2 separate regions of the Homo sapiens genome follow, and region 2 is linked to region 1. A link is an interaction called in ENCODE POLR2A ChIA-PET data of the cell type or tissue named here. Cell type or tissue: MCF 10A. All regions are shown on one strand.

What was found. ChIA-PET counts read pairs that join two places held together with the same protein. Peaks named below come from ENCODE experiments on the same cell type or tissue, not always from the same donor. Only the 100,000 strongest peaks of a DNase experiment are listed, where the experiment ranks them.
Region 2: POLR2A ChIA-PET joins it to region 1 with 5 read pairs; 5 of 35 experiments call an interaction of 5 or more read pairs at or near these places.

Annotation. Positions count from the first base shown.
Region 1 is chr1:183,177,586-183,182,585 of GRCh38, forward strand. No RefSeq gene overlaps it. Among named protein-coding and RNA genes, the nearest start is that of LAMC2, 6.2 kb to the right of the region's middle. RefSeq lists an enhancer at 3,416-3,535. In MCF 10A, no CTCF peak of the experiment used is centred here; DNase peaks (open chromatin) are centred at 2,876 and 3,386.
Region 2 is chr1:183,027,165-183,032,164 of GRCh38, forward strand. The region is part of intron 1 of LAMC1 (laminin subunit gamma 1); the gene reads left to right. Among named protein-coding and RNA genes, the nearest start is that of LAMC1, 6.2 kb to the left of the region's middle. In MCF 10A, no CTCF peak of the experiment used is centred here; DNase peaks (open chromatin) are centred at 2,727 and 3,057.

The DNA of each region.
Region 1 (5,000 bases):
TGAGAACTTCAATATTTAAAGGGGAAAGGGCGGATATTAGGAAAAAAGGAAGGAATGTTTTGAAGGTGTATATAGATAAGAGGCCAACGGTTGCATTCTTTTGAGTCTTCGATTAGCCATTCACATGTAAGGGTGGGTAAAGGAATAGTCACTTATGTATTCCTTTAGCTCAGCGAATCAGCATTTTTACATAAGATAAAATACAGGGCAGAGGAAGTGATCAGATATACATTTGTCTCAGGTGAGTAGAGGGATAACTTTAAGTTCTGTCCTTTGTCCCGTACCCATAAAGATAAGCTATCAGTTTACCTTGTCAGGGTGAAATTCAACAGAACTTGATCTTGGGGCCCACAAGGAATTTCCTAGTGGGCAAATTGTGAGAGAGGTGTGTAGCTTTTTTATCTTTGTAACTATCTTATTTAGAAACAAAATGGGAGGCAGGTTTGTGTAATGCAGTCCCCAGCTTGACTCTTCCCTTTGGCTTAGTGATTTGGGGGTCCCATGATTTATTTTCCTTTCACACCACTTTATGTTTACCTGAGGCACATAGATGTATTCAATTCCATATAAACAATTTTGTTGCAAAACCACTTAGCCATATTCTGCTTAAGCTGAAATTTTCGAAGTAAATTATAAGGGTTGTATTAATAGAGGACCCTGAGAAAAGAAAATAGCAAAGGCATTAGTTAATTTGATAAAGCAATGACAATTAAACCTTGTTTTACTTTGTATTCATATAATAAAAAACAGAGCACTGAAATAGTTGTCCAAATAATTCAGGCCTAAAATAAATTCACCTAAAACAGCCAGGTGGTGAGGCAAATGTGTCATTTTGGTTTAAGTTGTCTGAATCACTGAATTAATTTTCCTACTTAATCTAAATAAACATATTGAGACTATGAGAAATTTTTAGGTTAGTGAGGAAGGTCTCTAGATTTTTCTGTGATTATTTGTAGCTCTCTCCATCATTAGAGCGCAGTGGAATAACCAATCTGCAAGTTTCCTGCAAAAGAACCACCCAGGAATGTTTGGGGATTTCTGTGTAACCCAGCCCTAGAAAAGCTGAGTTCGGAGATATAGCTACTAAATTCTTGAGCTCTTGCACAAGCTCAGACTATTATCACTATGCCGAAAATAACTTCCAGTTGTTCTAAGGCGTTCAAGAATCGAATTACTTAATAACGTACTCTTATATCTGGATTAAGGTATCAGACCAACAGAAAACCATGCAAGATCTGATTGGATGACATAAAAGGATGTTGCATAAGAATCGAAGCTGTCATATGCTGAAGAATAACAAAGGTAATATGACAAGGAAAATGCACCCCTAATAGCCAAACCTTGTTTATTGCTTACCTGCTGCAGAGGGGTGACTATAGAACATACAGTGTATGTTATAAGGAACAGGCATGTCATATTTTATGAAAGATTTTTTAAATTATAGAGCGTATTTGTTCAGTGAGTGGCTTAATTTGTTTTTATATTGTAGTTGAATAATAATTCTAGAGAGAGGTATCGGTGTGGATTTGTGTGGGAGCCTGGGTAACCTCAAAATGAGGATAATAATAACACCTGCTTCATGGGATGGTGGTGAACAGTGAACTCCATAATCCCTATAAAGGCTCTCATCACTGAGCTGGGCGTATGCAGAATATTCACTACAGTTTGGCTATTAGTATTGTAATTGTCAAGATTATTATCAGACATTGAAAACACACCCAAAGTTTCCCATTTAAAGGCAGAGGACAGGTTTCTAAATGCTATAGAGTTTTTCAGACTTTGTAATTTAAATTATTAAAGGTGGAAAAATTCAGATTTAAATTTAGAAATACATTTAGAAACACTGTTTCCTGAATTCATTTCTTCCTTACAAAGGCAAAGGTAGGATCTCTGATCTAAGGGTAGCCACCTCTCATTTCTAGTTTATCTTGTCAAGGCTGCATGTGATACAGCCCTGGCCCCCACCACTGCAATGGAGACAAGATTTTCACTGCAGTGGTCTCCTTTGCCTCTCATTCAAATTCGAATATCTATGGTCCAAGCATAAGCATGGTTGAGGAACCATGGGCAATGTTTCATCTACTAATCAACATTTCACAGATGCACGGATGCCCAAATTTCAGTTTAAGGGAACACAACAACTGACACAGCCTTGAAATCTACTAAATGTCCCTCTCTCAGAATCTTTTGTCCTCTGTTTTGTTCTGATTTTTTTCTGTGTCTATTTTGCTTTCTATCAGCTTATGCCCCTCTTCTCTGTGCTCCTTCCCAATTTTTTTTTTTTTTTTTGTCTGAGATGGAGTCTCGCTCTGTCGCCCAGGTTGGAGTGTAGTGGCGTGATCTCGGCTCACTGTAACCTCTGCCTCCTAGGTTCAAGTGATTCTCCTGCCTTAGCCTCCCAGGTAGATGGGACTACAGGTGCATGCCACCACGCCTGGGTTATTTATTTTTTATTTTTTTATTTTTAGTAGAGACGGAGTTTCATTGTGTTGGCCAGGCTGGTCTCAAACTCCTGATCTCAACTGATCCACCCACCTTGGCCTCCCAAAGTGCTGAGATTACAAGCGTCAGCCACCACATCCAGCCTCATTTTTTTGTATTGTTTAACTATTAATTGATTTGAATATTTCTGTCTATAATAGCTACACCAAAAAAGATGCAAATGAAGTTCTTCTTCATGTGTTGATTTCCCACCACATCTCTGGCCCAGGTGTACCATCAGCCAACCACAGAAAAAGGATCATGTCCCTTTAATAAATAAACGGCATTACTTCAGTTCTGGTCTGGCCTCTACCGCTCCCTGAAAACTAGCTGTGGGCACACCACATATGTTTCTGCATAAAATGGAAGCTTGCCACTTCAGCCAGGGTTTTGCTTCAGAGAACATTGTTTTCTGGAGTCTGGCCAGCCTCAGAGAATTTACCCAGACGATCCAGGAAACACTGAACCATTTCCATTTATGGACATTTTCCTTTACCAATTAAGAACAAAGGGGAGTTAAAAAAATTTTTTTTTCCTGATTGCTATATTTTACATTTAAAATTGTAATGTGAATGCTGACATAATTAGAACTATCTGGGGAGATTTTTTAAAAGGCAGGGAACTGGGACCAACAGCCCTGTCCATTGCTGGCATGTTAACAGCCAGTACTTCAGTTTTTATCATAAGTGAGTTTGAAAGAGGATGACATGCCAGACATTCCTTCTGAAAGTAAACTAAGGTAATGATGGAACTCAAGGGAAAAATCAACATGTTACTTATAATTCTATTTGGGGGGTTGGGTGGGGAGATGACCATTCTGTGAAATGATTTATACAGCACTGTAGAAAGAAAAGTCCCCTGGGTGATGACTGTGAGCTGCAAAAGCAACAATGAACAAAGGGGACTTCCAGGGCCTCAGCCTTCCTGGCCACACCCGGTGGGAATGCCCCAGTCCTTTTCCGCTCTGTGGTTGGAGAACTTCTACGTAGAGCATTATCCTCACCAACACAAGGAGTTACACTCTAAATGGACAAATTTGGGGAGGATCAGATGAAAATTCAAGCGCTCACTTTCTAGAACAAAAGTCTGAGATGGGTTTAAAATTCATGCTCCTATGCAAACATTTCAAAAAGCATCTTTTACTTTTTGTAAATTGCCAAAACAGGTTTCCAGAAGAGGGCTCCTCCTGCAATGCTTGGGTGATGTCTCTGCCCAAAGGTCTGAGCTGGCCACTTAGTGCTGATCCAAACCAGCAGAGATGGTTTTGTCAGGCCTGGTTTTATCACACAACTTATGCAAACACTGGTATGTTTCCAGTGGTTGCTTTGAGGTTGCACATTTGAATTAAAGTATCTGAATTATGAAATATATTCTTTTGAGATTTTCTCTTTTTTATATCAGTTTATTGAGACATTTTGTATACAATCCAATTTTAAGTGTACAATAGAGTTTTTTTTTGTGTTTTTTTTTCTTTTGGAGACAGAGTCTCGCTCTGTCGGCCAGGCTGGAGTGCAGTGGCACGATCGATCTCGGCTCACTGCAAGTTCCGCCTCCTGGGTTCATGGCATTCTCCTGCCTCAGCCTCCCAAGTAGCTGGGACTACAGGCGCCTGCCACCATGGCTGGCTAATTTTTTTGTATTTTTTTTTTAGTAGAGACGGGGTTTCACCGTGTTAGCCAGGTTGGTCTCGATCTCCTGACCTCGTGATCCATGCGCCTCAGCCTCCCAAAGTGCTGGGATTACAGGTGTGAGCCACCACACCTGGCCTTTTTTCTTTCTTTTTTTTTTTTTGATACAGAGTCTCTTTCTGTCGCTCAGGCTAGAATGCAGTGGCATGATCTCGGCTCACTGCAACCTCCGCCTCCCGGATTCAAACGATTCTCCTGCCTCAGCCTCCCAAGTAGCAGGGATTACAGGTGTGCACCACCAGTCCCGGCTAATTTTTGTATTTTTAGTAGAGATGGGATTTTACCATGTTGGCCAGGCTGGTCTCAAACTCCTAACCTCAGGTGATCTGCTCACCTCAGCCTCCAAAGTGCTGGATTACAGGTGTGAGCCACTGAGCCTCACCAGCAATTGATTACTTTTGACCACAGTAATATTTCTTTCATCCTCCAGAAGTATCCTCATGGCCCATTGCAGTCAGTCCCTGTCCCTGGCAACCACTGATCTGCTTTCTTGCTTTGTAGTTTTACCTTTTCTAGAATTCATTTAAATGGAATCACGTAGTATCTGGGCTCTTGTGCCTGGCTTGTTTTAGCACAATGCTTTGAGATTCACCCATGCTGTGTATGTATCAGTAGTTTATTCCTTTTTGTTACTGAGTAGTATTAAGTTGACTTTTGTCTGGATTTGAAAAAATATATATTTATTTGGGCCATATGGAAAAGCAAATAGATTTTTGTTTTTGCTTTTTTGAAAAGCCATGTGTTAATTAAAGGTAATCCTAAGAATACATTTAAATCTTTACCTTTACCTTTTCCTTGAAATGTAAGATCCCTACCTGTCTGAAAGTGAAG
Region 2 (5,000 bases), 150 kb before region 1:
AGCACCATACACAGTCATCCAGGGTGCAGGGTGCAGTGCATCCTCGGATAAAAAGAGTTAAAGTTGCTATGGGAACCAGAATTGCACTTTCTGCTTGTTGTGGGGAGAAATCTCCACCAGCCACTTTTCTAAGAAGAAGTCTTTTTTGTTTCACCTTCAACTTCTGGATGGATTATTCAGTTGCTGTTAAAAAGTTTGGGTTTTATGTCTTATAAGTTATAGTAAGTTTTTATCAGTACCAGTGGGGTAGTAGTTGATACTAAGATTGTAGCTAAGGATTTGCCTTTTATCAAACAGCCCCATTAATTAATTTGATAATCATTGTGGATGGAAACTTGGCAGACAGGATCCTAATCTTGAGAAAGGTAGCTTTTCCTCTTTCTAAAAACAATTAGATTAAGGAAAAGAGTGCTTATAAAACCAACCCAATCAAAGTTTATGAAACTCCTAAAATTAACACTGAAACCAGATTAGTTTCCAAGCTCCTCATAAACTGTAGGAACCAATAGTGATTAAATGAAGCTTTTAAATCTGCATCTGCATATCTTTTTTGTGTGTTTAAGTTAGAATAATTGATATATAAGGCTATTGCCTTTTATTCTCTTTGGTCCTCTGCTGAGTGTGTATGTATTTAACATGGAACAAATGGCAATTTTTCCCCCCAGGAAAACCTTTGCAAGGTGGGTTCTGACTATGTCAGGGAATAGCTCACTGTGGTGACTTCACTGTGGTATTTGTGCACCCTGAGGGGACACTATTTTAGTTTGTCTCACAAAGGCCTGATTTACATTTTGCAGGTTTCAACTTGAGAAGTTAAGGAGCTCTTCCTTAATGGCCAGCAGTTGTTGAACACAGTTTTATAAAGTTGCTGTTGGCTGCTTTCCTGTTCTACAGTTCACTGCTTTTTCTCCAAATTCCTTCTCCATTCTAAGGGCATTCAAAAAAGAATTTACACATTAGGGGAGAAGTTGGAGCTATAAGGCATTCCTCCCCCCCCCCACCTCTTCCATTTGTCATTGGTCACATTTGTGGGAGGAATCAAGTTTTGACTATTTCAGTTCTAAATAATTTTAGAAAATTGGGTGTGCCTTTTGCTATGCACTCCTTCCTCCTGTGCATACATTCTCATGTTATTGCCGGATATTCTGCAAACATTTTAAAAAATACTCTTGAAATACATACCACTGTACCTGATAGAAAGATGTAGAAGATTGAGGGTCCTATCTTCAGAAGATTATACTTTGTTAGGAATTTACACACTCATAATGGCATTACAATAATAAATCAAGGGTGTCTATATAATATTTTACAGTTTATAAGGCCTCCAGTTTATCACTGATGAGATTTCTCACAACGCAAGGAAGGCAAAGATGCCTAAGGTTGTGATTTGCCTAAAGTCATGTGGGAGATAGGTCTTTGACTACCTAGTTGATTGCATTCGTTCTTGCAGCTTGCAGCTTCTCTAACGAGTCTCTCGAAAGAAAGTCTACTTTATTCTAAGCCACTTTTAAAATTTCATGTATACCCTGGTTCAGAGATACCAGACTCCTTTGGTTTTCCTTGTTTTTTCTTCTGCATACTTCTTTTTATTTATGTTCCTAGATTCCTCTCTTTTCATGCTGTTCACGCTTCGTGGATGAACTCGTGTTTGTCTCAAGGCTTTATTTGCAATTTCATTTGTAAATTTGTAAATTCTAAAGTTGTATTTCTAGTCAGCTCTTTTTCCAGATCTAAAATCTTGTTGGTTATGGTCAATTTGGGATGTCCAGAGACCATATTCAAAACTAAATTCACTCCTTGTTGTCTCACCCAACTCAAAGCTCTTTTGGTATTCCCTATCTCAGTGAACTACACTGCTGTCTAACACTGAGTTTCTCAACCGATGTTGCCCACGTCTCTCCTGAAAGAACCATGCTTGACAGGCTTCATGAGTAAAGACTACTCTGGTGAACAGATAGGATCCACTGCTGTGTGGTCGGTCGGTTCTGGGTAGCTATAACTTCACCCGTTTCTTTCCCACCAATCGTTACTATAATCTGTCCAAGACTCTACTCTTACCTTCTATATCCAGACACTATGTGTCTTGAATGCTTATCTTTCTCTCCGTCCTCTTTGTCTCTGCCTTACTGTAAGTTCCTTACTGTAAGTTCCCATTGCATTTCACCTGGATTGTTGCCACAGCCTCCAAATAAACTGGTGGGCTTTCTGCCTCCAGTTTTGCCCTTTATATTTGGGCAGCCATCCTTTGGACTGAGTGATGATTCTAAAATGCAAATCTGATCATACAATTTTGCAGCTAAAAATTCTGCAGTGGTTCCTCAAGGTTTTATGATAAAGTCCAAACTCCTTGGCGTGGTGTACAGGGTACTTAGGATCTGGACCTTTTTGTTGCTTCACGTGTTCACAGGGCTGTTCTTTGGTTTGGAACACTTCTCCCAGGTGTTAGGACTCCTTCCCCAGTTTCTCTCTCTCTCCCCTTTCTGCCCCACTCCCTGGCTTGGATTAAGTCTCCCACTGACGCCACCCTGTAGGTATTTATCACAGTCCCTATCACATAGGATTATCTGTTTCTTTACTTGTCTGTTTCTACCTTTAAACCATGAAGTTTTTGAAGGACGAGTCAGGGGTTTAGTAATCTTTTAGTTCAGTTAAAGATGACTAATATTGGTTAATTGCTTGTTATGTATTAGCAACAATGCAAATTCCTGGATGTGTAGTGATTCATGGGACATTGCCCTGACCTCATTCTTAGATGAGGTGTAGATGCAGAGACCCATGTCTCTCGATTTGGGGGTAGGCAAATGATGGCCTTCTTAGCCAAGTCCAGTCCAGTCCTGCCTATTTTTGTATGGGCTGTGAACTAAGAATGGTTTGTACATTTTTAATTGGTTAGAAAAAATCAGAAGAATAATATTTTGTGACATGTGAAAATTTCATGAAATTCAAATTTTAGTTACCCATAAAGTTTTGTTGGAGCACAGTTTAGCCCATGTAACAAAGCATTGTCTGTGGCTGTTTTTGCACAATAAGGGCAGAGTTGAGTAATAGCGACAGACTCCATATGTCCCAGCCCACAAAGGCTGAAGTATTTACTATCTGGCTCTCATAGCACAGGTTTGTTGACCTCTGTTCTAGAGCAGTACTTTCATGTTATATAGTAAGTCCTAAGTGAGAGATGCAAGCACAGAGAGGATTCACTTCACTGACTGTTTGGGTGGAGGCTGGAGGCATTCTGTCTCCAGTGACACTTGTCTGGCATAGTGTTCATAAAAATATATGTACAGTGAGTGAATAAATGAATGCCTGAATTATAAAACTCCCAGAACATTGAACATTAACTTAAATTCTTCAAAGCAAAACTTTTGAGCTTGTGTTTATTTTTTATCAGTGCCATCTCTCCATTTTATAAGATATATGTCACTGTAATAGCTAATATTAAATGTAGTATGTGGTTTTATTTCTGTAAATTTTTTAAAAAAGTACTAAGGTATGGAACTGGTATGGAATTGGAAAGGCCTATGACTGTCCTTTTTTGGGTAAAAATTAGACTGTTATGTGACTTGAAGGCAGCCTAGATAAATCTTAGGCGAAAACTCATGAATTCTCACATGTGAATATGTATTTCTGAAATGTTAATTTGTATTTTTTTCCTTTAAAAATGGACATAAGCAAATTTTATTTAAAGTATATATATTCTGTAGTTTCAGCTACTTGGGAGGCTGAGGCAGAGGGATCATTCGAGCTAAGAAGTTTGAGGCTGTAGTACACCATAATTGCGCCTGTTGAATACCCACTACACCCCAGCCTGGACGACGTAGACCCTATCTCAAAAATTAAATAAATAAAATGTATATATTCACATGTACATTGTTGAAATAGATTCTTAAAGGGAATTATTAAGCAGCTGAGGGGAAAGGTTACAATGAAATATTTGCTTGTTGTATATAGCATCCTTTTAAGTTTAGTGAAGTCATCATGAGTAGATTTAGAAGATAGGCATACTGTTTCTTTAGGATAGTGAAAGGACTGTAAATGTAGAGTACGGTATAGCCCAGTGTATTCCACATTAAAGTGGTTAGGCCGATGAGCAGTAACCACATATTCATCTAAAGTTAATAGGCAGCAGCAACAGTTGCTTCTTTTTTTTCTTTTTTTTTGGAGACGAGTTTCGCTCTTGTCGCCCAGGCTGGAGTGCAGTGGCACGATCTTGGCTCACTGCAACCTCTGCCTCCTGGGTTCAAGCTATTCTTCTGCCTCAGCCTCCCGAGTAGCTGGGATTACAGACATGTGCCACCACACCCAGCTAATTTTGTATTTTTAGTAGAGACAGGGTTTTACCATGTTGGTCAGGCTGGTTTTGAACTCCCGACCTCAGGTGATCTGCCCGTCGTGGCTGCCCAAAGTGCTGGGATTACAGGCATGAGCCACCACACCCGGCCCTGCTTCTTTACTTGTTCATTTTTCCTACTGGACTTTATTGACAGCTGTACCACTGTTCTGTTTGGGTTTTAGGGAAAGGTGTTAAAGTTTAGAGCAGAGCTGTTTGTTTATTTTTACTGCTGAAAATTTCTGAGAAGGTTTTTAAAAATATGGGATTAATGTTTCTTCAAGTTGTCAGCTTGAAAGTGTAAAATTTCAAGATGATTTTGTGCAGATCCTATTACTTTGCCTTGGTTGCTTGCTATAAGACTTGTTTAAGATAGAACTTGCCCTGTGGAGAAGAATAGAGTAGAATAAAATAATTTAAAAATAAGAAAAAAAAAGATTAAAGAAAAAAAAACACATATGTAAAAGGGCCCTGCTGGAATTTGCAAGCATCTCCTTTCTTGTGATATAAAGTTAGGTGTTTGCTCATTTGGGTCTAAAATTGACAGCTTGCTAATGGGGTTACCAGAAAACCCATTTATAGAAACATTCCTGAGATTTTAGAGTACTGCACCAGACTAGGGTGGCACTAATTAAGTATGTCTGCTTTTCTATGTGTGTGCTCTTCTAGGGGC